Regions from separate parts of the Mus musculus genome. Here regions 2, 3, 4, 5 and 6 are each linked to region 1. A link is a loop called in an ENCODE intact Hi-C map of the cell type or tissue named here. Cell type or tissue: heart. All regions are shown on one strand. Links, peaks and the distances in the headings refer to the core of each region. The heading gives the core; the rest is flanking DNA.

The links. Peaks named below come from ENCODE experiments on the same cell type or tissue, not always from the same donor. Only the 100,000 strongest peaks of a DNase experiment are listed, where the experiment ranks them.
Region 2: it touches region 1 in a loop (7-fold over the local background); 4 of 42 quality-filtered maps call a loop at or near these places.
Region 3: a loop joins it to region 1, with 4 times the contacts of the local background. A loop is called at or near these places in 5 of 42 quality-filtered maps.
Region 4: a loop joins it to region 1, with 7 times the contacts of the local background. A loop is called at or near these places in 16 of 42 quality-filtered maps.
Region 5: it touches region 1 in a loop (4-fold over the local background); 6 of 42 quality-filtered maps call a loop at or near these places.
Region 6: it touches region 1 in a loop (2.7-fold over the local background); 4 of 42 quality-filtered maps call a loop at or near these places.

Annotation. Positions count from the first base shown.
Region 1 is chr16:85,798,455-85,803,429 of GRCm38, forward strand. Adamts1 (a disintegrin-like and metallopeptidase (reprolysin type) with thrombospondin type 1 motif, 1) reads right to left here and starts at 4,659. Exons shown (of 9, transcript NM_009621.5): 1 at 3,524-4,659; 2 at 1,636-1,982; 3 at 1,082-1,214; 4 at 592-759; 5 at 1-242. The coding sequence starts at 4,256. In heart, for the core only: a CTCF peak has its summit at 2,885; DNase peaks (open chromatin) are centred at 2,417, 2,927, 3,737 and 4,067; H3K4me3 peaks cover 3,579 bases; H3K27ac peaks cover 3,030 bases.
Region 2 is chr16:85,745,322-85,750,296 of GRCm38, forward strand. No RefSeq gene overlaps it. Among named protein-coding and RNA genes, the nearest start is that of Adamts1, 55 kb to the right of the region's middle. In heart, for the core only: no CTCF peak of the experiment used is centred there; DNase peaks (open chromatin) are centred at 2,860 and 4,210; H3K27ac peaks cover 892 bases.
Region 3 is chr16:87,260,771-87,265,745 of GRCm38, forward strand. No RefSeq gene overlaps it. Among named protein-coding and RNA genes, the nearest start is that of Gm41484, 17 kb to the left of the region's middle. In heart, for the core only: no CTCF peak of the experiment used is centred there; DNase peaks (open chromatin) are centred at 921 and 2,981; H3K4me3 peaks cover 276 bases; H3K27ac peaks cover 3,286 bases.
Region 4 is chr16:87,394,975-87,399,949 of GRCm38, forward strand. It overlaps Ltn1 (listerin E3 ubiquitin protein ligase 1), which reads right to left. Exons shown (of 30, transcript NM_001081068.1): 22 at 3,678-3,891; 23 at 2,813-3,050; 24 at 2,180-2,254. Among named protein-coding and RNA genes, the nearest start is that of Gm25896, 22 kb to the right of the region's middle. In heart, for the core only: no CTCF peak of the experiment used is centred there; no DNase peak of the experiment used is centred there.
Region 5 is chr16:87,046,607-87,051,581 of GRCm38, forward strand. It overlaps Gm38477 (a long non-coding RNA gene), which reads right to left and starts at 2,677. Exons shown (of 5, transcript XR_876202.2): 1 at 2,446-2,677. In heart, for the core only: a CTCF peak has its summit at 3,052; no DNase peak of the experiment used is centred there.
Region 6 is chr16:85,719,550-85,724,524 of GRCm38, forward strand. No RefSeq gene overlaps it. Among named protein-coding and RNA genes, the nearest start is that of Adamts1, 81 kb to the right of the region's middle. In heart, for the core only: a CTCF peak has its summit at 2,603; no DNase peak of the experiment used is centred there.

The DNA.
Region 1 (4,975 bases), core at 655-4,654:
ACACCACTTCCCTTCTCCACAGCTGGTGCCATCTGCCCAAGGGAAGTGTTTTGTTTGGCACACCAGTAAGCCACCGGAGGTGCCAGTGCACCACAGGGTAGTACATGTGCTGGCTGCATCAGGGCAGTGCTTGGATTCCTCTCCGAATGTAAACTGACACTGGCGGTTGGCATCGTACAAGGTACCGGGAAGATCAGAAGGGAGCTTGATTGGATTCTGGGGCTTGTCCATCAAACATTCCCCTAAAATAATAAAAAAAAAAAAGGAAAAGAAAAAAGAGGCAATTATTAATACATGTTTGGTGAAATCATGCATTTTTGGGAAAATCAATGCTAGGGAACTTTAGATTTTTATCGAGACGTTATCCTCAATAGGGGACTTCTGATTTTACAATGGCGAGAAGTTATTGTTTATGAATGAATGGACTTTGGGAGCAGGATGCAATGGAGGTAAAGATCTACTACTTATGATCCTGCCAGAGAAAACTCTGAAGGAGGGGAAATGAGCAAGAGCCATGGAGCTCACTTAGCCAGAGAGAGCCCTACACAAGGAAGGTTGAACACCATCTGGAAAGAGGAGCTGTTATCTTACCGTGTCCATTATCTAGGAAGGACGTGACCATGTAGGCACTGCAAGGTGACCAGGGCTGGCTATGGTCTAAGCTGGAGAGCATCGAGGCCATCAGATGAGAATCGCCACTCACACCATTCAAGCTGGCACAGTGCTTAGCATCATCGTGCGGCATGTTAAACACATGGCCTGGGAAGCAGACAAGAAGGACATTAAGCTGTATGATTGAGTGAGGCTCAATGGCTCTCTTATTAGACAACCTGTATTGGGGCTCATACTCACTTTGATCAGGGCAAGTATAAAAATGTCAACGTTCAAATGTTTGTACCACTTTCTCCTGTCCTAGTAAGACCATACTTGAAATTGTGGAAAATATACCCTACCCCTTCTAAAATTGCTGGTGGCTGAGGTAGCAACATAGTCTGAGATGTTTTCTCTCTCTCACATCAGATTGACTTATTGGGTTGTATCCATGCATTTGGGCTTAACTTGTACTCTGAAGCCGACTTACCCAATTCATGGGCTGTGGTGAAGGCGGCTTGCAAACCATCATCTTCTATGACTGAGCAGCTCCTGCTGGGGTCACATACGGTTCCAACATCTGCCATTCCGAGAGTGTCACACGTGTGGGAGCCACATAAATCCTACAAAGAGGCAAGGGAAATCCCTTTTAAGTAGGAGAGAGTGGACTTGATACTTAGCTCTTCAGTTGGGCATGTCTTCACATGCACTTTGAAGCCTGTCCATTCATTATTGCTGGACTTGAAGGACTGACTCTAAAGCAAGATTCCCTGTAATGCTTTTAAAATAGAACTGTGGAACTTGAGATGTGGAAATTTAAAATAGAAATAAGCAAGACAGATTGAGCTAGCCTATAACCGAAAGGAAATGAGGCAATACAGATGAGATGCCTTTTTTTTTTTTAACTGGTTATTTTGTTTACATTTCAAATGTTATCCCCCTTCCGGGTTTCCTCTCTGCCACACCCCCACCCTCTCATCCCATCCAACACAAGGCTGACCTCCGAGTTGAGTTGAGGAAATGGTTGATAAGCTCTTGTCTTACCTGTCTGGTGAACAGAATTGCAGTGTCATAGTGCTCTGGATCCCGGTCACTGGGGCTGTTGTGTTGTTTCTGCCAGCTGCAGAAATTCCGAAGGGTGAGAGCTGCATTGGAGGTAACTTCTGGTCCCTTCTGCTCCTCGTATATGACCAAGATCTTCACCACCACCAGGCTAATTGAATTCCTAATGCTGGGATGCTTGTAAAACCTGGCTGCCACCGAGAACAGGGTTAGAAGGTAATGCTTTAGACCGCTGCCGTGGAAGTCGGCCATGGACTGGTCAGCTACGAGCATGGTTTCCACATAACGGGGGCTGGACACAAATCGCTTCTTCCTTATGCTTCCTGGTCCTGTAAAAAGAAAAGGAAGTTTGCTCATGGGCAGTCCTTCTCCTAATAGTGACCTTCTCGGGGTATATTAGGAAAGTCAACCTAGTCAAAGTAAATAAAACTGAAATACACCTGGAACAAAAATAAAACAAATATTTGCATCTTCTAAAAACTGTGAATGTTATTTTTAAGTTTTTTTTCTTTTGCTTTAAATAAAACAAAACAAAACAAAACAAAAAAAGCAACAGAGTGATCAAACTGTCTATATATGTGTCCGCAGGATTTCTTTTGTGGTCTTTGAAGACTCCACAGCCTGAGTGAGGCAGTATGGCTATCATTTCTACCCAGCTGTAGTAAAAACTTGGCAAGAGAAGCAGGCGGAGCGCCCTGAGTCACCCTTTCACTATTGAAGCCAGGGCTGAAATCCCGAATGAGATCATCCAGCTCCACGTGGAAGGCATGGGGCAGGGCGGGGAGCCTCAGCCAAGGGGTGGGGCTTGAGGAGTCTCAGTCTGTAAGGCTCAGCTCTCTCATTCAAGGGGTCCCAGGGGGTTCTCTGCTTGATCCAGTTCCGGGCACTAGGACCACCCACTCTGCCCAGCAGTGTGTTCCTGCCTCCTCTCACTCCCAGTGCCCCGGGGGGAATAAGTTCCTTTCTCAAACCAGGGTTGCCAATTTGGAAAATGGCCTTTTTCGGGCTGCTGAGACTCAGCGGTCAGAGAAATCGTAAAGTAGGATATGAATACCAGCTCCTAGGGACAAGTCGGAAAAGAGGGAGAAATCTAGAAAAGGGCAAAAAGAAATTTGAATGATTAAAAAGAACTAACTGGCTGGTAGGGACTGAACACGGCAGAGTCAGGCGAATGTGTAGCAGGGAGGATCAGTCCAGGCTAACATTCCTCAGCGCTGGGGAGTCCAACCTCTGCCGGGAGAGGGAGTGCGAGCAACGAGGCCGAGGTAGGAGGCGCGTGGAGGCGGGGCGAGCCAAGCAAAGACCTCCCAAGCAGGTTCTGCAGAGGGGCCCAACGGAGCCACCAGCCATCGGGGTCAGCTTTTCAAATGGGGGAAGGGGACAGACGGAAGGCCACAGAAATGAGATCACCACTGCCGTTGCCCAGGCTCCTGAACGCACATCCAGGTCACCATGGCTCCTCTACTCCGCCCTCCTTTGAGCGCTACGTGCTCACACGGACTGACGTTACAAAACTCAGCGCGAAACTACAACCTAGTTAAAGTGAACTCATACATTCACTAAAGGCATTAAAGGGATGGAGAGAGATTCTTCAGTGTAAGGAGTCGGGTTATTGGCTTCGCGGAGGAAACGCTTAGCCCTTATCTACAGGACCTCCGATTCTTTCTCTCTTTCTCAAATTATTAACTATTCGGGCAAATAAGTGTTCTAGCAGAGTATGGTCACACTTTTTTTGGGGGGGGGAGCGGGAAGGTCACGACCCAGAACTTCAATTCACTGCAAGTCTGAGTCATTCGCATTTAGAGGCGATCTGGAGTGTGACCCCAAGTCACGCCTCGTAAAGACTGAGAGATGGGGGTCACTCTTATACCTGATGGCTTTCCCGCGTCCTGAGGCGTGGGGTCCCGCACAGGCCACTGGTTCCGGGTGTTCTGGCTCTCGGGTCGCGAGTCGCTGGTTGGCAGGGTCTCGTCGTCCATGACGCCGCACTTGGCGCCGCCACTGCCCCGCCGCCTTCGCCTCAGGATGTGGAACTGCGGCCGTGCGGATGACTCCTCCTCGGGCACGGCAGGGGCCAGGCGCTCGGTGGCCACTCCAGGCGCTGGCTGAATGAAGAACTCCTCTCCTTGTAGGTAGAAGGCACCACGCACACCTTCACAGAGGCTGAGGGCTGCGGCAGAGCCGGGATCACCGTTCACCGTGCCAGAGTAGAAGCAGTGAGCCAGGTCCCCGGTGGGGTCCAGATGTTGTGCCTCGGACCCGGGACTGCGCCCCACAGTCTGCAGGGTGAAGCCAGGCGCCAAGAAACCGCTGTCCGGCTGCAACTTCAGATGTAGCTGCTGGCCAAAGGCGTCCAGACGAAGGCGTGTGGTGGTGGAATCGTGGCCCGGGGCGCGCTCCAGCGAGGGCAGGACCAGCTCCTCATCTTCCTCCGTGGGGCGCCCGTGTGCGCCCCGCGCACATAGCAGCATTGTTATGGAAGCGAGGAGCAGCAACAGCATGTGTGCGGACAGAGAGCCCCGAGATCTCGCTGCCCGCTGGACGTCCCCCATGTCGGAGCAGGGCTTCTGCTTGCGTGACCCCAAAGGGACTTTTGGCTGCATGGCACCGCACCCTGCACCGCAGAGAACTCTTGGTCTGGATAGACGTTTAGACGCGTAGAGCTTCGCTGGCCTGCTCCTGATGCTTAAAATTCACGATCACTTTGATGGGAAAGTTCGTGCAGAGCTAGCACCCGAAGCTCCGGGTCACTTAGAAAGATTCTGCACTGGCGCGCGGGAATTTTTTCATTCCAGCACCGAGTTGGTGGCTCCGCACTGCTGGCTGCTGCAGGACCTAGAAGCGCCCCCGGAGCTGGGGAACAAGTCCAGAATAGGAGCCTGGACTCTTCGTCCTCCGCCTTGGCCCCGATTTGACTCGATCTGAGCAAGGATCTGCTCTCTCCGCCGGGCTGTGCGCTCTGGCCTTGCGATAGCACCTAGCTCGGAGCTGCTTTCTAGCGAGTGCAAGGACCAGGCAGCCCCGGCCGCCCCTTTATAGCCACATAGGAGCCCCTCCTTCCCCCAACACTGCGACACCGCCCCCTGAGCTCAGTCGGTGCTAAACCGAGCTCTGCGCCTCGGGGCCTGAAGGGGGAGGGGGCAGCCTCCGCCCTGGCCTCACGCCACAGCTCGTCACTCTGGGGGTGTAAGACGCCGAAACAGCGCTGGGACCAGCACTTTGTACAGCGCTGGCTGCTCTGGGGAAAAGAGTGAACCTTTAACTTCATCTCTCGGCTGCTGATTCCCGGACCACCCTGCTTCCTGTCGCCCTTCCTGTGCCC
Region 2 (4,975 bases), core at 380-4,379, 53 kb before region 1:
GGAAATACATACGGAAGTATATTTGAGAAATAAGTCCTAACAGAGTATAGTGAAGAATGCAAAACAGTTCATAAATGATGAAATCCTAGGTAAGTACTTGACCTAGAATGCTCGTTGAGGTTGTAGCATTTGACCAATGATTGACTGAGATATTAGAAAAATATTCTAGAAGATGAATATTGTAGACCCTCACTGCTTCAAACAGCAATGAGGCTTTTCCTTGGCATTGAACTTAATTTCTCTACTTTGATTTTGCCATTTGGGGCAGCCTATGTGTGCCTAGTGACTTCTAAACAAGAAATCTCAAGCACATAACGGCAGCCATTCTACTCTATGTGAAATTCTTTACTGAGTATTTATATTTTATAATAAATAAAAAGAGAAAAAGCAAAAGACATAACTTAGATGAATGTGTTATATATTGAAGAGTGAAATTAATGATAAGTAGTAAGAAAGTATGAATAGAAACATAACACCTAGCTTTGAAAGTAAATTTTAATTTAATAATATTTGTCTAACATTTTATTTTTTAAAGCCCGAATTATAATGTTAATATAGTCTAAGTCATTGTAAACATTTACTATTTTTAAGAACCCAACAATAGCCTTTGTTGAGTATAAAGTATTAACCATATTATTGTTATCTTTATTGATGTAACTAACACAAGACACAGGCAGCTGATCTATTGTTTCACAGAAACAATTTCTCTTTGAGGTCTGAGTTCTTGTTTAGTTTAGTCTAAAAATACTGAGGTGAATGTTAAGGGCTATAATAAGCTATTCTATTGGCTGCCACAAGTGGAACAATATACACAGAGATGTGCTTGTTATCATAGGACAAACATAGAAGCAATGGGATTCTGTCCTGAGGAGATAACAGCTCTGATGGTTACAGAATTAGACTTCAGTCTCTCTGCTCGATAGGCTGTCATAGCTTTCTGCGTTTTGATTTCGCAGCTACTTTATGTACACTATTGTACACAATAAGTGATTTTACATAAAGGTGTCTGTTAATAGGTAATATTCCAGAAATGTGTGGTGTGTGTGTGTGTGTGTGTGTGTGTTTGTGGTGTGATAGATACACACTTGTGGGTAGGGTGTAAGCACCCCTGTGAGCATGCAGAAGCCAGAGGAGGACATCAGATATCTTGCCTTATGTCCTGGAAACAGATACTTTCACTGACTCTTGAGTAAGGCTATTAGTCATCAAATCCAGCAATCCTCATGTCTCCGCTCTGACACAGTACTGGGGTTTCAGACCCACGTGACTATACTTAACTGTTTTCATTGGTCTGGGAATTGAGCTTGGATACTCACGGTTGCACAGCAAGCACTCCCTCTATCAAGCCACACTCCCAGCCCCCAGAAACAAAGGTTTTGTAGGTCTTGTTTCCCACCAATGAACATCTTTAGATTATTTCCATAGGTGAAGTAATGAAACAATGTTTTTTTTTTCCCCTGGTCCTCATAGTTATTGATCTTTCTAATCATATCAATGTGTGGCTAATGTATTATTTATATTGTTATCAGCTTGAACCATGCGCAGGCCTCTTGGGACTTCTCTATAACTTTAAACTTATTCTCAGAAGACTCCTATTGTTTTTCTAAACGTCCATATTGGCAAACTCTGTATAAGTACTTGCGAATGTACAGGTAGACTTGTACTGTTCCTACCATTCACTTGGGAAGCTTCTTAATGCTGTGTGGCGTGGATAATACAATCCCACACCTGGCTGAAATGCTGGGAATAAGTACAGAGAGATGCCTGGTCCTAAACAGGACATCAGTGTTATCCCGCTAATGTTCAGGGGACATCTCAGAAGGGGGTACTAGAACCAGAAAATGAGGAACTGAGCAGCAAAAACAATATGTTATGGACATAACAGCCATTGCACTTAAAACTCAAGGCAAGTGTGCTTGTCTCTGCACATGATTCTCTCTACCAATATCACACTGTGGATAAGGGAGAACCATGAGTCCTTTTCTGTCTGGGGGGCTATTGGCAGCTACACCCTTTTGGAAAAGAGTGTGGCATTTTCTTCAATAGTGTAGCCACTGTTAAATTAGCTTTACCCCAGTAAATGGTATCACACCCAAGCTCAGAGGAGAAACTCTAAGGAAAGCCAGTGTATAACACAGGAATAAGACATTCAAGTGGGAGGAGTTGGGAAGACAGAGGCAAAATGGAGGTGGGAAAAAAATCACAAAATTCATTACATACATGTATGGAACACTTGATTTTCCTTTAAAATATTAATGTTATACATTAATTGTGTGTGTACTGTATGTGTGCCTGTGTCTGTGCACAGGAATATGGGTGCCCTCAGAGGCAAATTACAATTTTATTTGTTAAGTGTGCCTATGTGAGTATGGGCATGTGCACAGGAGCAGGCTGCTTTCAGAGTCCAGAAACATGAGCTCTGTTTTGAATTGAACTTATAGCCTGTTGGGAGCTGTTTGACATGGTTTCTGGGAACTGAACTCAGACCCTCGACAAGAGCATCGCAGAATCTTAACAGCTGAGCCATCTCTCCTGACCCTCTTTTCTACTTTCTTTAAACATCTTCGTCTATCGTAGCACATGCTCGCGTTCGTGTCTTGCTGGCTGTGTTCTCAAGTGTCCTGTGACCTAGCCTGCGGACGTTTGCAGTCTGCACAGTTATGTTTATTTATGCTTTGTTTCACATTTGTATTTGGCCCCTGTGATTTATACAATTGTTCCTTACTCGAGTTGTCTCAATGTGAGCCGTCAGATTGGCGAAGGACATTATCAACAAATGACTCTGCTGAAAGGAGGTGCACTCAGCTCGGGCCAAATGCTCTCCATCAGTTACTGTTACAGACAGCCTCAGGGTTGGCCCCCACCCTCCCTTTCTTACGCACAACTGCCACAGACATCACATCGGAGTACTTGGAACGGAGCCTGAGTGTCCTGGGTAGGACTTGGCATGGAAATCTCTGACAGCAGAACTTGGCTTGGGTTTGTTTAAATAAAGTACTTCACATTGAACTGCAGGAAAGGAGAAAAGAGGGAGGGATGTGAGAGGAAAGAGAGGAAACTTCTGCCTTGTTTTAGGTTATCAGAAAAGACAAAGTACTTAAAGCCTGCCTGGTCTACAAAACAGATGAAGATATTGATAGAGAATTTATAAAAATTATTTTAAATCACAGAAAGTCTGCACAATGAGTTTTAATCTTCTCTTTTTAATTTTATTATTACTAATGCCATTAGCTTTTCATTCTTTTTTTTAAATTAGGTATTTTTCTCATTTACATTTCCAATGCTATCCCAAAAGTCCCCCATACCCACCCCCCCACTCCCCCACCCACCCACTCCCCCTTTTTGGCCCTGGCGTTCCCCTGTACTGGGGCATATAAAGTTCGCAAGTCCAATGGGCCTCTCTTTGCAGTGATGGCCGACTAGGCCATCTTTTGATACATATGCAGCTAGAGACAAAAGCTCTGGGGTACTGGTTAGTTCATATTGTTGTTCCACCTATAGGGTTGCAGTTCACTTTAGTTCCTTGGGTGCTTTCTCTAGCTCCTCCATTGGGGGCCGTGTGACCCATCCATTAGCTGACTGTGAGCATCTACTTCTGTGTTTGCTAGGCCCCGGCATAGTCTCACAAGAGATAGCTATATCAGGGTCCTTTCAGCAAAATCTTGCTAGTGTATGCAATGGTGTCAGCATTTGGAAGCTGATTATGGGATGGATCCCTGGATATGGCAAAAAAAAAAATGTCCTAGGGATTGATGCCTGAGTCAGTAAGTGCTAAGCGATCGAACCAAGAGCCCTCCAGTTCCCTCTGAGAAACCCGTGCCTTCAGTTAATCTAAATTTTCTGATCTTTCTCTCCTACTTTCAAGCTGTCCTCAGCACCATTGTTGACTTACTTGTCTTTCTCTAGAAGACAAGATTGTGCCTTTCTCTAGAAACAAGACAGTTGATTCACATTTTCTTTCCTTCTCTTCCTCTCCTCTGCTTCCCTCTCCCTCTGCCCTGCCCTGGGGCCACATATTCATGTATGTATGAGATGCACTCTCCCATACTGGTGACCAGAGGTTGACGTTAGATATTCCCCTCATCACTTCTCTAGCTTATACTCTGAGGCAGTGTCTCTTCACCAACCCTTATTGTTTTTATTAGACTGGCTAGCCAGGGAGTCCCTGGGATCAGCCTGGCTCCACCCCCCAGTGCTGGGTCTAAACACATGCCTCTCCAGTTATTTTTGGATGCTGGTGAAGAAAACTCAGGCCTCATGCTTAAGCAACAAACACTTTACCCACTGAGCCAGCGCCAGAGCCCGGTCGGTCGTTCCAAGTCTTCTAAGATGGAAGTCTGGCCCTCTTCTCTTTATCTTCCCTATTGTTCTGCTTCAGACTGTTAATTAGGATTTGGGGTTTCCGGAAGCAGAGATTCACAAAGAAGAGCTCAGTGGGGAGGGCAGCCTGTAATAATCTGACAGCTGAAAAGGAGCATGGTAATTGTGGTGTCGCAGGCCTTTAATCCCAGCTCTGGGGAAGACAGAGGCAGGAGGATCTCTGTGAGTTCGAAGCAGGCCTGTCTACACAGAGAGAGAGAGAGAGAGAGAGAGAGAGAGAGAGAGAGAGAGAGAGTTCCAGGACAGTCAGGACTACACAGAGAAACCCTGTTGCAGAAAATAAACAAAAACAAAACAAAACAAAAACAAAAAAAACAGAAAGAAAAAGAAAAGAAAGAAAAGGGAGAGATTTTGTAGCTGCACCCTTGGTCTCCTGGAAGGTAGCTGTGTGCTCACCTGACAGGGTCCCTTCGCAGTTGGTTGCTCTGCTCTCCTTGTCATGTCACTTTGCCACTTCATCTTTTCCTTCCCCTGGCCTTTTTACAGCATTTTACAGCCTGTGCCACCTTACTCCAGACGTCGTACTGAGCATACGGAGAGCCTTGCTGTAATTTTTGCCGGATTTCAACCTTGTTTGTTGAAACACATCAGTGTT
Region 3 (4,975 bases), core at 676-4,675, 1.5 Mb after region 1:
TACTTTACTTGCTATGAAGATCAAACACCTGACAGAAAGCAACTTAAAGGAGAAAGGATTTTATTTCAGCTACAGTTTAAAAGTGTAGTTCCTCCTGGTGGGAAAGACATGCCCAGGAGAGCAAGTTTAGTTGTCACAGCAGAAGCATGAGGCTGCTGGCTTCTAACTTGGGTGACCAAAAAACAGAGAGGAAGAGTGCTGGTGAGCCAGCTTTGATCCCTGTCCACTCTTACTCCCAGTGCCAGCCCATAGGACGGTGCTGTCCGCACATAGGATGGGTCTCTCCCTTTCAGTTAACCTGCCCTGGAAACATCTGTATGGGAAAAAACCAAAGGTGAACCCCAAAAACATCCCGAGTTCTCCTGACCCAGTCTTGTTAACAATCAAAATGAACCATCATGAGCAGTCTTTTGCAAACAGAATTTATTCCACACATGGATTTTATGGATTTTTTCTACCTATTTAGTTTATTTGTCTAGAAAGAGACAGACCGAAACAGACACCCACCAACTTCCTCAGTTTTCTAATATTGTCCTTTTGTGGAGGTCCTCCACTTAAAAAGTTAGCGAAGTTCCAGATATCACTGGCAGTTTTCTTTTTTTATGTAATGCAAAACATAAAATGATGCTTTCTTTTCATTTGTATTGATTTAGGCAAAAGGTCACATTTATAGAAAGAAAGCAGTAGGCCTCCTCTAGATTTTCTAAGACCCTTGAATACATTTGCAGTAGAGTTCTATCAGAATTCAATTACTGCTTGTCCCTTCTCCAGTAGCCAACAATAAATGCATAGACGCACTTGAGGAAGTTACAGGGACCTGATGAAAAAGGCGATGCTTCTGAACTTGGCAGTGCCTGCCTCCTGCCTTGTAAATGTCAGCATGTGTCCGTGTAAGCATCTGACGTTGCTCAGCAGCACATACCAAAGGCCAGGAATTTGGCAGAGTCTCGCTGATTCCGATGCCTAAAAATACTCTGTTTTATCAAAGTCTATTCTGATGCCTTTTACCATGTGGAGAAAATGCTAGAACAGCAAGATCTTCAGGAAGTGGAAAGTCTGAGATGCTTTCCAAAAATTCCAAATGACACAACTACATTGTGCAAGAAGTAACCCTTTACCCTCAGTTCTGGTCGCTGGACTATTTTTATCTCCATAGACTTTTTTGTCAGGACCTTTTGCTTATTTATAAGCCATATAAAGTAATTTTCTCTCATGTTTAAACACGTATTGAATGTAATTTTATTCCACAAATTATTGTGGAACATATGCTATACATAAGAAGCTTAGCTGAACCCCAGTTGTAGCAGCTAGAGTTAGGGAATCTCCAGCCATTAGTATGATGTTCACGAGTGGTCTCCAAAACAATCAAGACATTGAGATAGACACACACGGGAGGATCTGGGAAGGAGAGACAATAGAGGGCAACGGGGGTGGGGAGAATGAGTAGAGTATATATGTCATAATAAATTTATTATTCTGTGCACTAAAACCAAGAATAGAAATCTATGTAGAATTAAGAAGGAAGAAAGAAAAGAAAAAAGAGAAGTTCTGGGCTTTTGCCCCTTGACCAGGGCCTGCAGACATACCTAGTTACTGTTCCAGAACATGAGTCACTCAAGCATACACCCCCATGCCTGCCCACCCAGTGGCCACCTCATACCCCAACCAAGGTGCGCCTACAAATACACAAGAGCTCCAGATAGTCGCTAATCCACTTAATGTCTTAACTTCCAGTCTTTGCACCTTCCTATGCAAACATCTCTGCCTCTCTCGTCCACTTTCACTTCACACAGATTTGTAAAATTTTGTTCTTTCTATTTTATTTCATGCACTGAAAATGCTCTCCGCACAGGTCACCCATTCCAGGCCTGAGGCAGAAATTCCTTTATGTATATTCTCTAGCTCATGCTGGAGTCTCTCCCTTGCCACTCCACTGCAAAGTGCTTTATGCATCATTTCACTCAGCTCTTCAAAGGACCTGAGTGGTGGGCTAGATGTCACTTATCGTGTGTGTGTGTGTGTGTGTGTGTGTGTGTGTGTGTGTGTGTGTGTGTGTGTGTGTGTGTGGAGAGAGAGAGAGAGAGAGAGTCAGTTTTAAGAAAATGGAAGAATAAATCTGTGGTCCTACGTATGTACTTTTGTCCTAAGGGGGAAAAGCCGAAGGATATGAGATATTTAGACTTTATGGCTGCATATTCTGGGCACTTTTGCAATATACTGCAGATGGGGAGGGAGGGTGATGGAAGGAAAGTAAAGGAAACTTGAGAAGAGGAGAGGCATAAGGCAGGATCAAGAATGAGTTGTACTCCATAATCAGTTTGGGTCGGACAACCTGATCCGATCCATATATTCACAGTCCAGACACTAGGAAGGGAACGTAGTTACAGTAAAGGAGTCATTGTATAAAGCAACCTGGAAAAGACAGAGAGGAAGCTGGCAAGCACGCTCCCTCACTCGTCACAGAGAACCAAGCAGGCTGGCAGCAGGTGACAGAGAGGAAATCCGTAGGCAGTGAAGGGCACAGCACTGGCAAACAAGACCAGTGAAGTTGGGGAAAACTTTTAGAAAATGGCACTGAAAAAAAAGAAGAAGAAGATGAAGAACGACTTAAAATAGAAAGTCTTAGTAGGCAGTCAAGAAAAGAAAAATCAGTGTGCGCTCACTAATGTGTGAGTTGCATTGCATTCAATTCTTTGTAACGTTCCCTGTCAAATTCAACCCTCAGGCATGAAAATTACATGTCAAATCTCTCCACTGTAGGTCACCTAAAAATAGGTTCCAGGTATTAGGGAAAGAGCTGGCCAGTGGGCAAGACCTGAGAGGCTTGTGAGTCCAGAAATGTTACACATTTAGATCCAGAAAGCACACAAGCCAGTAGCTACGTCCAAGAGGGGAAGCAGGAACTCCTAGTGGGGCCCCTCAGAGGCTGCCAGACCATGCAGGGCTCTTGTTCCTCTAGGCAGCTGAGAGCCAGCACAATTGAATCCCAAAATGAAATTGGCACGTCAGCGAGGAGGTGTCCTCTGATGTCCCTCTGAATTCCAAGGTCCTAGGATTCAGGACAGTTTCCTGGCATGCAGCCAGGCCCCTGTGATAGGATGGATCTTGTGCTCGGCTTAAGCTCTGCTACTGCTGTCTGTATGGAAGAGCTTGACAGTGTTTATTTGTTCCTTTATATCTTTGTCTGTCTGTCTTTCCACCTCTCTGTCTGTTTGTAGCCCAGCATTTTCACGTACTGGCCATCACAAATTAATTGGCTGGTTCTTTGGGGAGATCTGCTGCTTCACGTGGAATGAACAGATATCACTATGATCTGGGATCACATGGGACAGCTTTGTTTATGGATTTATTTTCTTATTGTACAAATTACCACACAAAATATAGAGTTCAAAACATGGCAGTTAAGAGAGCACAGATAACAGACTGCAAGAGCAGGTCCCCATTTTCTGGATGAGAGCGCTGACAGAAAGAAAATCCTTGCACATGAAAAGATATTTTTGGAGATGGTTGAAGCTTCATTTAAGCTTCATACTGTCTTGCTAGAATCAAGGAAGGGACAAAAGTCAAGGTTAGTACTGTCTTAGTCAGGGTTTCTATTCCTGCACAAACATCATGACCAAGAAGCAGTTGGGGAGGAAAGGGTTTATTCAGCTTACACTTTTCACATTGCTATTGATCACCAAAGGATGCAGGACTGGAACTCAAGCAGGTCAGAAAGCAGGAGCTGATGCAGAAGCCATGGAGGGATATTACTTACTGGCTTGCCTGCCCTAGCTTGCTCAGCTTGCTTTTTTATAGAACTAAGACTACCAGTCCAGGGATGGTACCACCCACAAAGGGCCCCCCCCCTTGATCACTAATTGAGAAAATGCCCCACAACTAGATCTCATGGAGGCATTTCCCCAGCTGAAGCTCCTTTCTCGGTGACAACTCCAGCCTGTGTCAAATTGACACATAAAACCAGCCAGTACAAGCACCAGTTTCTCAAATCTGCAAGCCTGTTCTGTTCTATCTTGTCCTGTTCTGTCATGAGACAAGCTATAACTCCGTAGCCCTGGCCTGGAACTCAAAAGAGATCTTCCTGCCTCTGCCTCCTTAGTACCGGGATTAAAAGGGTGTATCACAAATACCCAGCTTCCACAAATGTTTTTATAAACTCCTTCTAGTAAGGGACTAGAAAGGGAAGTTTTTAGACTTTGTATTTCGCACTCTTAACTGGAGCCGTTACGCTCTGCCATGTTACGGAGAAGGCAGGCATGGGTAGTCCGAGAAAGAATGAGCATTCTTACACACTGAAATCCAGGTCTTCTGAAAGAGCAGCCAGTGCTCTCAACAACAAAACATCTCTCCAACTCCAAGGTTGGTTGGTGGTTGGTTGGTTGGTTAATTGGTTGCTTGCTTGGTTAGTTGGTTAATTGGTTGGTTGGTTGGTTGGTTGGTTGTGGTTGGATGGATGGTTGGTTGCTTGATTGATTGATTGATTGATTGATTGATTGATTGATTAGTTAGTTAATTGGTTAGGTGGTTAGTTCGTTGGTTGGTCGGTTAGTTGACTGGTTGGTTGGTTAGTTTTGTTTGTCTGCTTACTTGCTTTGTTTTTACTTTATAAAAACAATTTTTGCTGAATATATAAATTGATAAAATCTTAAATTCCATGAGTTTGATATTTCCCATATTGATTCTATCTACTAAATGGCACAAAACTTAGTTGAAACTTACCTGGAACTTTAAACCCTTCTTCCCATGGTCAGCCTGTCTGGACAGGGTGCAGGAGGAGGATGTAGCTTCTCCTCTGGCTCAGCTGGAGCTCAGCCTATGAACTATCTCACAGGCCCCAAGGCCCCACCAGCATCTCAATGGAGGAAGGCCATTGTTGTGCAGCCTTCCTAGAATTTGTCTGCTGACACTGACTTTATTTGGGTATGGGTATTTAAGAAGGTAATTAGCAAACAAGGTCATAAGTGAAAGAACAACA
Region 4 (4,975 bases), core at 326-4,325, 1.6 Mb after region 1:
CTGTCTTACTTTACAGTTACAACATATCAAATAGATCACAGTTCATCGGAAGGTTAAACTCGTAGCCAAAGCGTCTGTACGCTGCAACGCTGACACTCCCGGTAACTCAGGGCCACTTGCATGTGGACTGGGGGTCTCAGAAAGTGAAGTTCTCGTTGGCCTTTCAGAACCACTCAGCACTCTAACCTGGTTCTTGCTTTTCCTTTCGTGCTACTTTCTCTGCTGGCTTTCTCCAAGCTTCTGCCATCCCATGGCCGCGCCTTCTAGTCTGACCTTCGCTATTGTCTTACAAACATCATCTGAAATCGCTTTGCATACGGCCATCCAATACCGTCATCTCACTTCTGGAATGACTCCACCTCAGCTTGCTCTTCTCTGCCACTTATGCTTCACCTCAGAGCACTATCAGCTGGTGGCACACCAGGTCCTAGCAAATGCTGTCCTACGTCCTCAGTGACTCCATCTTCACGGGCTGCACACATGCATGGATTTGCTTGCCCAGATGCACACGCATGTGGGGGCCAGGATAGGGCACTGGGTTTCTTCCTTTACCACTTTCCAGCTTATTTCCTTCAGACAAAGCCTTCTCACTCAACACTCACTGTTTAGGCTACTCTCATGGAAGCAAGCTCAGGGGACCTGGCTGTCTCCGACCCCCCTTTCCCCCAATCCAGGGTAGCAGGCACATCTGGCCATACACGGCTTTTATGTAAGTACTGGGGATTCCAACCGAGGGGCTCATGCCTCATGGCAGGGGCTCTTACCTATGGATCCAGTTCCCTAGCCCAAGAGTCCCATTGTTCCGGCCATCTCTTATCCTACTTAACTACTGTTGTAGCTTCACCTTCCAGCACAGCCTCCCCTACTCTGCACACAATAGTTCGTTTAGACACTCACTGAACATGAGAACTCCCTGTGGACTTGCAGAGTCCCGAGCACTCTGGATGCTGTGCAAAGTGCAATAGGGGACAGAAATCCTTTCTCTCAGAGCTTGCCAGACATCCAACTAAAATAATGAGTGACAAGCACTGAGCCCACCTTTTCCATGTATATCCTCAATGGTCACACCCCAGTGTCTGTGCCCAGGGTTTCTCCTGCAATGTTAATACACTATCTATCCTTTGTTTTGCCCCTGTCACACATTGTACACTTCACTCCAGAGCAGCAGCAGCAGCAGCCGTTAGAGTGCGAGCTCCTTAAGAAAAGTGTCTGGCTTATACTTGTGCCCTCAGTACGGACATGCTGTGTACAAAGCAGCCATTAACAGACATCTGAACTGCTACATTATTTCCACAGCTACCACGTAGACAAAGAGGTTTAATGAACAGCAGCATATTGAATATGATTCAGGAGTGATTAAGAGAGGAAATATGGGGATGGGGGGCTCGCTCAGCAGTTATGAGCACTGAAGCTCGATTCCCAGCGCCCACATGGCATCTCATAAGCATCTCTAACTCCAGTTCAGGGGATGTGATACACTCCTTTGGACTCTGTGGGCATCAGGCACACATGTGGTACACCATTATAAATACAGACAAAACACCCACACACCTAAAGTAATAAAATATCAAAAGAAAATCTTTTTTTTTTTTTTTTTTTTTTTGGTTTTTCGAGACAGGGTTTCTCTGTATAGCCCTGTCTGTCCTGGAACTCACTTTGTAGACCAGGCTGGCCTCGAACTTGTGATCCTCCTGCCTCTGCCTCCTTAAGCAAATCATATAAGCATGCGCCACCACTTTACATAAGCTTTGCATTTCGTTTGCCTTTTGGAACTTCCAACGGGTATGAATGCAGAATGAGTACAACTCTGAAGTCAGAGATTTTCTGCATTTCAGTTTCCTAAAGTCAGGATGCAAATTACAAGAATACAGCAGACAGAGTCATAAGGGAAGTGGCACTGGGGTGCCTGAGTGTATAAGGTACCTTCTGTACACATGTAAGGACCTGACTTGGATCCCCAGAGGGTAAAGCTGGATGTGGGAGCACACCTCTGACCCCAGCCCCATAAAGCAAGAGGTAGAGACAGGAGAGTCCCCATGGCTGGTGGGGTCACCTAGCAGGGCAAACTGTAGCAGCAAACAAGAGACCATCACAGACAAGGTGGAAAGCGGGGACCAACACCCCAAGGTGGTCCTGTAACCTGCACTCACACAAGCAAACACACACTCAAAACCCTTACAAGGCTGGTTCTTCCTCTTCATCTCCATACGACCTCAGATTGTCCTGATCATGCTGTGGCAATTCAGGCATCAGTCTGAAAAGCGAAACATCACTTTTAACACATTTATAGCCAACTGTCTACTACTGACTTGTGCTTAAAGGCCAACAAAGCACGCTTTGTGGTGAGTCTATCCTTTATGATTCCTTTCTGAAATAATTGCTCATGGACAAGACTGCATAAATATGTACAGAAGGACAAAAATGACATGGCCAAACCTTGTCCTCTCTATTACTAGGATACGTATAATTCAGTCTCCTTTCTCATTTAATGTTTTTAAAGATTAAAAATACAATCTAGGGGGCTGGAGAAATGGCTCAGCAGTTAAGAGCACTGACTGCTCTTCCAGAGGTCCTGAGTTCAATTCCCAGCAACCACATGGTGGCTCACAGCCATCTGTAATGGGATCTGATGCCCACCTCTTCTGATGCGTCTGAAGACAGCCAGATTGTACTCAAATACATAAAATATATATACTAAAAAATACAATCTAGGGGCTGGAAAGGTGCTCTGTGGATTTAAAAAAAAAAAAAGCAAACTAAACATGCATCATGCTTTAGAGACCAAATACTTATGCCACTGCCAATGTCTTACTTGCACAGCATATGATAAGCAGCAATTTGCACAGGTCTGGCTCTGAAGAGAAGCAGTGGGGTCAAAGTGTTCAGCAGAGTCTGGAGGTGCTCTGGCAAGTTTGTTTTCTGGCTGGCAACCAATCTCGCAGGGAGCTTGTGGCTCAGTAGCTGGTCCTTGGAGATGTATGTTAGTGTTTCACACATGGGTTTCAGCATTGCGTTCTGAAAGGACGTTTCAGATAGGTCTTTGTTTTCTCCTGGTATTGAAATGAAGAAACACACACACACAACTCATAAGAACACACATGGGTTGATCAAATGTCATTTAAGAAAACCAAACGAAAAAATGAAAACTAGCTACAACCATCTCAGAAGTGCTCACTGGAAGTAAACTATATGTTTCTGTTACCCTCAACTGTCATAAAGGTCTCTACTACACTTTTTTAAAAAGCAATAGTTTGCGACTGGAGAGATGGCTCCAAGGTTAAGAGCACTCACTGACTTCCAGAGGTCCTGAGTTCAATTCCCAGCACCCACATGATGGCTCATAACTATCTCTAATGGGATCTGATGCCCTCTTCTGGTGTGTCTGAAGACAGCTAGAGTGTATCCACATACATAAAATAAATTAAAAAAATAAAGAAAGAAAGAAGACGAGAAAAGCAGTAGTTGTCTAGAGGGCTCTAGTGCTGTACTCTGCTGAATTATAGTATCTAAACTTACTTGGTATTGGTTTCTCAATACCAAGCCATCTTTTTTTCTGTCATTCTGTGCCTGTGCTATGAGGCAGCAGCATGGAGACTGCCTCTAAGAAAGCAAGCTTATTTTAAATTTGTCAACAGCCATTTTCAATAATTACCATCATCATACCCCTTTGCACTTACCGATAGCATTTACCAAAAGAGGTAATAGCAAACTGTGGATGCCTTTAGAAAAAAACTCTTTCCACTCACTGATGAGATTTACAGGAAGATTGTCAACAATATCTGGAGTTATTGAGTCAAAAAAGGCACAGAGATCACAGGCCAGATCAAAGCTGACACAGGCAAACAGCTGCACAAGTGGAACAGAGTACAGAGCCTGGTTCTCACTGGTTGTCTAAGGAAAGGACAGAAATAAAACAGGTAAGCAAGGTGCTACCCAACACCACAAACAGCACAGGATGGAGATCTTCAGCACATCAGACAGTTAGAGGAGGAGGAAGAGGAGGAAGAAGAGGAGGAAAAGAAAGTGGCTGTTTTAGTCCATAGTTCAGGAAAAAATCATGTCTGTTTACATCAAACAACTTTCAAAATTACCGGGAATTTAACAATTATCAATGAACAATTTATTTTGAAATGAACTTTTTAAATTTATAAAGTATCATAGCCGGGCGTGGTGGCGCACGCCTTTAATCCTAGCACTTGGGAGGCAGAGGCAGGTGGATCTCTGAGTTCGAGGCCAGCCTGGTCTACAAAGTGAGTGCCAGGACAGCCAGGGCTACACAGAGAAACCCTGTCTCGAAAAACAAAAAAAAAAAAAAAAAAAAATTTATAAAGTATGGAAGAAAATAATATTTGCATTTACCAATACATTACATACCCATGCTTCCGAGCTCTACAGGTTGAACATTAAGTTATCTCAAAATAAATAAAATTGGGAAGAGATGGGAGCTAAAATGCTAACTCACACAGCAAGCAGGTAACCAGGCAAAAGCAGACTTGGACCACATCAGCTCCGACTGACTTTGCTGTCTGTCTCAGACCTAGTTCATAAGTTACTATTTTTCTAGTTGCTTTGGTTCATGAAAGAAAACTAATTAATTCCCTGCTCAATGTCTTTATCTTTCATAAATTACTTTGGCCATACTATGCAGTATGCTTTAAAAATAATTATACCCCAAAAGACAAAAACAAAAACAAAAAAACAAACAAAAACCCAAAACCTTGCCATGATGAAATCTAACCTGAAAAGGCTGTGTTGTAAATACTAAATTAAAACAAGGTAACAGAAGATTTGAAATGCAATTTGGAGATCTGATGCCCAGGCTCATGAAACTACCATTCTTTTCCTGGTCTATCCAGCAATAGCTAGTGCAGGAACAACTACTAAGTATTTTAATGTTTTTTTGTTGTTTTTTAAACAAAGTATTTTATATGTTTTCTCTTCAAAGAAACTAGTGACGATTTAAAGCCAGAGTAAA
Region 5 (4,975 bases), core at 614-4,613, 1.2 Mb after region 1:
CATACCGCCCCCACTCCCCTACCCACCAACTCCCACTTCTTGGCCCAGGCATTTCTTAAACTGGCATTTAATTTTAAATATTTGAAAGGCAATTTTTAAGTAAATATGGCAATGAAGTTGAGGCTTGCCTGCAAAGCTGAGACCCATCGTGGTTCAAGCATCTCACCAGAAATGGAAAATCATGAAATCTGAAGTTTTTTAAAGTATTAAAAAAAAACCCATCCTATTATAAAAATAGCAGTTTTCATTTCTCCACTTTTCCATGTTTTTCCACTAATATAATTGTCGGGGCTATAAATCATTTCAACAGAAAGCAAGCAAGTAGAAAGAAATCAAACATACCCAATGGACTGGAAACCATAAAATAAACAGGAAGTTCAGACTCAAAATTTGAACTTATAAGATAATAACAGTTATTTGTATCTTATTCAAATCAGAAAAAAAATATTTCGACTTTACAGAGTCCAGATGAAATTGGAGAGCTTCAACTTTGTCTCTTTTCCTTGTTGCTTTAAAGAGAAGAAGAAGGAAAAATGCTTGAACCCAACCAGAACACAATAAAAATAAAGTTATACACATATTATTTAAAAGAATCTTTGAACTCCTACAAAACACATTGAATTATGGTTTCTTTTTAAATTCATTGTCAATTTAATATCCTTTACTTTAAAATGAAACCTTTAATGACAATTTCCAAGTTTTGACACTTGAAAGAAACCAGTGAGTCTGATTTTTACTAGAACGAAGTTGGAAAATATTGCAAACAAGAAAATTGAGAGTATTTAACTACTTCTAGAATTTTAGAGTTGGTGAGAACTTCAGACCATGCAGCTCAATATTTTTCAAGATGTATTTTGCTTTACTGTATGTTCCATAATAAAATCCCCTTCCCAAGATATGTTGAAGAAGCTATGTTTTAAGCATCACTTATTGAGGACTGTCTGAAGAAAAGAAGGAATAGAGGAAGAAAAGAAGGGATGGAAGGAAAGCCCCTTCTTCTTCTTCTTCTTCTTCTTCTTCTTCTTCTTCTTCTTCTTCTTCTTCTTCTTCTTCTTCTTCTTCTTCTTCTTCTTCTTCTTCCTTCTCTTCCTCCTCCTTCTCCTTCTTCTCTTCTTCTCCTCCTCCTCCTTCTTTTACTTCCTGTTTCTTTCCTTCATTTTTTGAAAGTCACTTCTGCCCATCCCTTGAGCAGCAAGCACCAATCCACGACACTATTAATGATACTCTATTATACTTACAGACAGGAGCCTAGCATGGCTATACTCTGAGAGGCTTTACCCAGCAGCTTACTGAAACAGATGCAGAGACGTACAGCCAAACATTGAATATAGGTCCTGGGCCCTTATGGAAGAGTTGGGATGAGCTGGGGGAAGGGTTGTAGGCCCTGAAAGGAATGAAAACCCCACAGGAAGACAACAGTGTCAACTAACCTGAGCCCTGGGGGCTCTCAGAGACTGAGCCACCAATCAAAGAGCATTCACAGGCTGGACTGGGGCCCCAAGTACATATGTAACAGAGGGTTCCTTGTCCTGCCTCAGTGGGAAAGGATGAACCTACTGTTGCAGAGGCTTGATGCACCAGTAGGGTGATACCCAGAAGGGCTGCACCCTCTCAGAGGCAAAGGCAGTGTGGGGGAAGGACTCTGTGAGGGGAGGACTAGGAGGAGGGCAGCATTAGGGAGAGAGAGAAAGAAAGAGAGAGAGAGAGAGAGAGAGAAGAAAGAAAGAGAGAGAGAGAGAGAGAGAGAGAGAGAGAGAAAGAAAGAAAGAAAGAAAGAAAGAAAGAAAGAAAGAAAGAAAGAAAGAAAGAAAGAAAGAAAGAAAGAAAGAAAGAAAGAAAGAAAGGAGGCAAGCAAGCCAGCCAGCATTTCTTGATGTAGGGTGCGGACTAATTGGTAGAGTGCTGCTTGCCTAACATGCACAACACACTGGACTTGATCCTCCAAAACTCTATGAACCAGACGCGATAATGTTCCAAGGATTGTCCCAGCTATTATTTCCCTATGGTACTTTGAGAGACCACTTGAGAAGGCTCAGTAATGAGCTTATACAGGTACCTAGAGCCAAGTCATTATGAAAACATTGCCATAGTTCTGAATCTACAAATGAACACCCACAGACTTGATGCCCAAACTCTCTATACCCCTCCAGAATCTGGCGTGGGTACAGCTGATATTTATTCCTACTGGTCAGTGACAGGCTGACCGGGCACTAACTGTACTACAGTTCCCTACCACAGACAACACTTTGCCAGATTGGAGGTCCTCAACCAATCCATGTGACTAATTCGGTGGAAAGCGACAGAGAGGAGGCAGGGCAAACCCAGACCGCTGTTTTAACTTTACTCTTTCCCCAAACTCAATCATGAGTCCACGTTAGAGGAAACGTTGATCTTCTTAATTTCGCAAATGAGAAAATTGAGGACCAGAGGACTGAAGTAACTTACTTGAAGTCAGATAGCTGAAAAGAAGCCAACGTGGGTTGAGAATTCAGTCGTTTTCAGTGCTAAAGGCCATGCAGTGGCTGAAATTTCCTAAAATGAAACGGTGTTCATCCCATCTCTCATGGAGTGGTGAGAACCTGCAGCGTACATGCATCAGTTAAACTCCTCATGGTGTGCCAACACCAAACCATAGCTACTTTAACTTCGGATCTGTCATACAACGTTTTCATCCGGGTAACAGAGGCGGTCTATGGAATGTTTACTATGTCTAAAATCTTTAGAGCGTGCTGTCTATAATGCCTTACTGGAAATTCACCTCTGAGCTAGTAGTAGCTTAACATCACGTGGCCGCTTTGGGACGAGTCCAAGACCAGAACCCGAACCCCTTTCCGCTCAGTGGTGCTCCTTCCTCCAACACCACACTTTTGCTTTTTGAAGGAAGTGTCCATGTTTTAGCACAACCCAAGCCGCTCCGTAATCAGGATGCTGACTACAAATCTACTTTTCTTAAGGACAAGGTGTGAATAACCTCTGAATAAAGGGCCGTGCGATGGCCTGCTGTAGGTTTGAGGAAACTGCCCCCTGTCGGGATGCAGGCACGTGGTGTTTAAAAGACACACTGAACTGTTAAAAGCTCCCTGAAGTTCAATGAGGACTAAAGGAGGTTTGCAAAATTTCTGGTACGTGGAAACAAAACGCTTTGCCATATGCCTTCTTAAAAAAATTATTTTCCAGCTGCAGTCAAATTCACTTTTAAAGACTGGATCTGCAGTATCAAACCTCAGCATCCGGCTACTCAGAGATGGCCCTAGGGTGGATCTATTACAGGCTAAATAATGTCTACTAAGAAACTGGGGAGCTGTATTCCCTGCGCCTCTTTCTCAAACCCCGGCAGACCACCAGTGCTCAGTAGTTACTGCTGTGTGGTACCAGATAAGGTTACAGCAGGGATCGGGAAGTGTCTGTGACTCCGTTTAAAGATAAATTGCTACATTAACACAGAAGGGTTTTGCAAAGGAAGCACGCAATCACGTTGCCATGCTTTTTCTTTTTTTTTTTTTTTTTTTTGGATCCAATTCTGAAAATAAAGGAAGTATCCTCAATAAATCATCTTCCTAATGGAAATGACAGAATTATTCTCCCAGGGGAACAGCACAGACCACTTCACATCCCTCAGAATGGGAGTAGGAAGGAAATGGGGACATAGTTTCCTTGGAGGATCTAAGGATCCTGGACATCTGTTCCCCTTTGTCCCATACAAGTCACTTGTAACAATCTTTAAAGTCATTGTTTATATGCACAGGATAAGCTCCTTCTCAAAAATGATACTGTATCTTTGTTAAATTAAAAATAAAATCTGTTTCTATAGTTCACTACAATGAAAAATAGCATGTATCCAAGTTAAAAAAAATTGTGAATTCTTGTAAACTGCCTTTTTATTAGCAATGTTAAAAGATAAATGCAAAAAAAGACCAGTTGGTAATGGTAGCAGAACTTGGAGAAGGCACCGTGTGATTGTCTTCCCTTGTCAACGTTCTTCTTTTCAAAAACATTCTATATACTCATAATTAAATTATCACATGCTGGCATTTTAAAAATCACTTACCTCTACATCATGTAAGCATCAGGGAGGGCTTTACTGCATCTCAAATTCTCACTAGAGTCGTGTGTGTGACTCAAAGCTTTAAAACCAGGCCTAACATTCACCCCCTTCACCACTTGTGTTTCTTAATTAAGAAATTCTAATGAACTTTGTGCACCTTTTGGCAAGAACAACTTCAATTCATTCCTTTTTAAATGAATCTGTTAGAAGTCAAGGCTTCTTTTCTATTCCAAGCCTTAGGAAGTGCCACTCCCCACCCAGCTTCTGATTTCTGAGAAATTCTTGCCCAGGTCACCAGGGAGTAAGAGCCAGTTTTGAGGTCACCAGGGAGTAAGAGCCAGTTTTGAGGGAGAGCCACGTATACAAAAGTCTTGGGATTTTGGTTTTTTGTTTTTAAATGTGGAGGAAATGTCATTTGACTAAAGCTAGGTAAATGGCACTGCATATGGATTTATAAATTCTGCTGAAACATTTGACCAGATCCTTTGGAAATTTTTCCCATCACTGAAGTCTGTCATTTGTTTCATTTTGGACATGGTGGCAAGGTGATCCAGGACACTGACCCAAAAAATCTTAGTGGCTTTGTGTACAACAACAAATTAATAAAGTAAAGGAATTTTTTTAAAAAAAAATTCAGTGACTAGCCCATTTCAATCATAGATAGATAGATAGATAGATAGATAGATAGATAGATAGATAGATAGATAGATAGATAGATAGATAGATGGAAATATATAGATAGATAGATAGAGATGGAAATATATAGATATAAATATATAGTATATTTTCCATTCTAAGTTCTTTCACTAAATATTTATTCTGCAAACAAAGATCCTAGGAGTCTCTAGGACCTTTTCAGAATGTCTCTATGATTTCCACATTTTTCCATTTAAGCAACTTCATAAAACCAGAATTACCTTTCATGTTTGA
Region 6 (4,975 bases), core at 580-4,579, 79 kb before region 1:
TTCCACGCGATTGGATTGGGGTAGGCGCTGTGTTCCACTCACCAGAGGTCTTAGGGTCCCGTGGGGAGTCCCGTGTGGGCCCTTGCGGGTGTTGGGCAAGACTCTGCTGTCAAGGTAGCCCGGGGCTCGAGTCTCGAGTCGAGCGGAAGGGACTTGTGCCCCAGATCAGGCCCGGGTAGCCTGCTTCCCTATGTACCGCAGTCTCAAGTTCCGCGCGATTGGATTGGGGCAGGCACTGTGATCCACTCCCCAGAGGTCTTAGGGTCCCGTGGGGAGTCCCGTGTGGACCCTTGCGGGTGTTGGGCAAGACTCTGCTGGCAAGGTAGCCCGGGGCTCGAGTCTCGAGTCGAGCGGAAGGGACTTGTGCCCCAGATCAGGCCCGGGTAGCCTGCTTCCCTATGTACCGCAGTCTCGAGTTCCGCGCGATTGGATTGGGGCAGGCACTGTGGTCCACTCACCAGAGGTCTTAGGGTCCCGTGGGGAGTCCCGTGTGGGCCCTTGCGGGTGTTGGGCAAGACTCTGCTGGCAAGGTAGCCCGGGGCTCGAGTAGTCCTACAGAATTTTAAGATGAGATTATTTAGTTGGCTAAAATATTTTCCCCTATAAAAGGACTCAGTAATACACACACACACACACACACACACACACACACATATATATATATATAATAAAGCAATTGACTGAGCTTTTAGATGATAATCTGAGCTCTCTGCTTTCTTTATGATTTGTATGTCACCGGAAATTAGTCAAAAGATACTATAAAACACCTGTAAACAAAAATACATCATGCCAGGCATGGTGGCTCATGTCTTTAATCCCAGCACTTGGGAGGCAGAGAGAGGCGAATTTCTGAGTTCGAGGGCAGCCTGGTCTACAGAGTGAGTTCCAGGACAGCCAGGGTTCCACAGAGAAAAATCTATCTGTCTATCATCTATCTATCTATCTACTATCAATCTATTTGTTTTGTACCTATTGAAGGGGATGGGAGAGGAAAATGGTGACGGCTTGGCCTACTGTAATTTAGCTCATATCTTAAAAGGTCAAACAGAATTGCTTTGAATACCGAATGAAACAAGAATGAGTCAAAGGCTGAACTGAATAGTATTAAGCTGTATGGCATGTATGTATTCAAGGAGTTCTGACAAGTTCAGGCTTTAACCAATGGCCATTCAAGAAAAGAATCAGGAGTTAGAGAACACATAGAACCCAGTGGAAAAATTCCAACGTCTCCCAACCTGGACTGGTTTCTTGTGTGTTTACATCATAGCACAAGGCCCTATACAAATAAAGACCTTGTGGTTGGTCTAATCATCAGCCTTATTTGTTTTGCTTGAAATAGTAACAACTGTGAAAATAAGTGACTCCTTCCTTATTTTTGCTGCAATAAAGGCCCTGAAATTTTCAGACAGTCCTTCAAGGGCTTACATAATTTATAAAGGTGGATAAAATGTCTCTTAGAAGCATACACTGGGGTAAGCAGAGCCAAGTGAGTAGATAGCACAGGTAAATGTGATAGTTACCCCAGTGAAGAGCTGCTCATTCAAGGAGCATAAACCACCATCAGCAAACAACACACTTAAAGACTTGTACTGTTTAACTTTTTATTTATTTATTTTTTTGATGCGCTCTTAAGTTGGCTAGTTCTGTTTTTGAGGCTCTTTGTTAGAAGTGATTTATGGGAAGTGAGAGGTTGAAAACTGAGAGGTAGATATGATCATGTTTCATTTTCTGTATATGTAGATATTCTAGAAAGAAAAGAAATTGTGATTTAAAAAAAAATAGTAACTGTTTACAACTTCCCAGAAATGATTTGTGGATTCTGTTTATCCATCTTCATAAGCTCTGGACATTCTAAAGGAGAAGTCAGACTTAAACACATTCTCTCTCTCTCTCTCTCTCTCCCTCTCTCTCTCTCTCTCTCTCTCTCTCTCTCTCTCTCTCTCTCTCTCACACACACACACATATATGCACACACACAGGGTTAAGGCACTAGAAGTTGAAGTTGAATTTGGTCCTTTTCAGAGGTACCAAAACCAAGCCTTTGTTAACATATAGTTAACATATAGTATACTTATTTCTATATAGATTTTTCTAACGTGTTCTAAATCCAGAATTTGGCTTTCATATATATTCTAAGATATGTTTTCTAGAACCTTTAATGTTGCCCGCTAAACGCAATTGGAAACAATATTTAGGTGTTGTGATTGAAAAAACAAACAAACAAAAAAACTGTAACAAGTAGGCTTAACAATGGAATGTTTGGCTACATAGGTAATTCCAAATGGCAGTGTGATTATGCACCATTCATTTTGAAACTTTGTAAATAACGTTAGCATTGCTGTTTTTGAAGAAAGCCATTGTTTAGTCTCTCCCTTGCATCCTCCCCCCACTGTCACTGTCTCACACACACCTACAGTTCATCCCTCTTTGTCATGTCCTCGCTGCCAGCCAGAAACAACAGTGGAAAACTCATGGGAGCTGATGGCTTTCCAGCAGAAACTGGTAAAGAGCCGCCTATGCTGTTCTTATGGGGCCAGGAAGCAACACCAAAATTACACACAGTGCTGGGAAATCTGCACAGTGCTGTGAACATCAAATCCCCTAGGGGATGCTCTTGTCTCACTAGAGAGGGTGTAGGTGGGTCACTAGGAACATACCTTGCCACTGTGTACAGCCACCCCCTCTAAAGATCCCACCCAGGGAGGTGACCTGAGTTGGCCTCTTGTGATAGAGTAAGGGTGAATTACCTATGTGGTCAGATCTCATGCCTTGATAAACACAAACTTAATGAGACTCCTTACCTCATCTAATTATTTTTTAAATCAACAAATAAATATTTTACCTATTACAGTATCTACGGGAAAAGAGACACAGGATTCATTCAGATGAGTTTTTTTTTTTTTAAGCCTATCACAGCCACCAACACAAAACAAAAGCAACATGCCCCAACCCGATCCACCACAAAACATACAATAGCTGTTTCACTGAGAAAAACACAGAGGTAGTCGCTGAGTCTTTGTGTGGATGGTCTCCATGGTCCCCCACACTTTGGATGGATGAGCTCTGTGTAGCCTCCCAGGAGGTTAGAAGCAACCTTTACAGTTCAGGTGCTTCTGGGTCATCATAGCAACACACAAGCCACAAGCTAATGTTGGATAATAGTCAGACTCCATTTCTTGCCCTGATTGTGTCAGTTAATAATGTCTTCTTTCACTCAAAGAAGAAGCATCGCTCTCTCTACAAAGTTATGGTGTTGTCATTCAGGTAGCATCTAAAGCCATCTCACTCTGGCCAGCTGATTTGAGTCCCTTCCACTCTCTGCTCACATGCTCTTTTGTATTCTTCACTCTTACCTTGAATCAATTTGGTCTTAAACTCAGAGGTTAGATGAACATTGGCCAAATTCATAATATCAGTCCATTGATATGATAATATCTTACCCAGAGTCACATAGAGGTATGTGGGCCAAGCAGAGATAGAGATCGTTTCATCGTGTCACTTAAGACAATTTTGAAACATTCTGGTGAAACACAGACTATTTCCCATTTAAAGAACCAGACCAGATTGAAGATCTCAGCTCTTTACCCATGAGTAAGATGTCTTTTTGGAGGGTACACATGGAGGGACCCATGGCTCTAGCTCCATATATAGCAAAAGATTGCCTTATCTGGCATCAATGGGAAGGGAGGTCCTTGGTCCGGCGGAGGCCTGATGACACAGGGTAGGGGAATGCTAGGGTGCTAAGGTGGGAGTGGTGGGTGAGAAGTACCCTCATAGAAGCAGGGGGCATGAGGGAGTGGAGACGGAGACTGGGAAGGGGCATAACATTTGAAATGTAATAAATAAAATCACCAACAAAAAAGTTTTTAAAAAGTTGTCATTTTGGTTGTACTTCTTTGCAATAACTTGCCCAGCACTGACTAGCATGTTAAGATATCCTAGATTATTTATACTTGGATTTTAAATAGTTTCTAAATCAGGAAACCTGATATAGCCATGTTCCTAAATTTTGGTCACATTTTATATTACTTTTAAAGTTTTCTCTTTGTCAATACTTACCCATAAGGAGATCCGATTGATTAGAATTTAACAACGGCAGCTTATAGAAATAACAATCACCTTTGCTCACATATGCATATATAATTTATGAACCCATATTGCCACCCTATGAATATATATTCTGTTAGACTTTCTTAGGAAGACATGATGTCTCTTTACTCTAAACAAGGCACCGAGTACAGAACAAAGGATATTTCTAAGTCTTCCTTGGTGAACCAAGAAGTTTAGTTGGAATTGCCTACAAGATCATGGGAAATTGACTAACAGCTATATTGTCTCATTGATGAGTCTCTTCTACTCCAAGCAATTCTTCTTGCTTTTATGTCCTCAAGGAGGTGTAGGGAATTTTTAGTTTCCTTGGAAGGGATTTGGAAGCCCCTTGTGGGGTGCCTCTTATGTCTTAAGAGTCCTCCCTGACCAACTTGACAGAACGTTAGTGGGTTGAATCTTTCAAAGGCCTCATATGAATAATGGCAAGCATTCTGATTTTCAACACAGCAGTGGTCTGTCATGTCTGGAGTACTCCTCGATTACATGAAATATTTATGTGTAATATCTATAGTTTTCTGGGTTGCTTCTTATTTGTAGTATTTAATCCTCTGCAGTCTAACCGCATGTCAGATTCTGGGTCACATAAATTAGCAGAGTCAATATGTCCACTGTCAAACATCTTAAGTGAAGCTTGACCTTTAATTAGTGAAGGAAAGGGCTCTATGTTAAGTCCAGCTTCTCAGTGGGCTTAGTATGTAGTTCTCAGTAGTCACTTAAATTCAGGACTTCACATTTCACATCTGAAAGACAGAATGTACATTTGGTCTATGCTCATTGTGACCAAACGGGTAAATGGTTCCTATGAAAACATTCTGTAAAATAAAATACTCCATAGTGGTATCTGTTCACAGCAGTATCAACCATT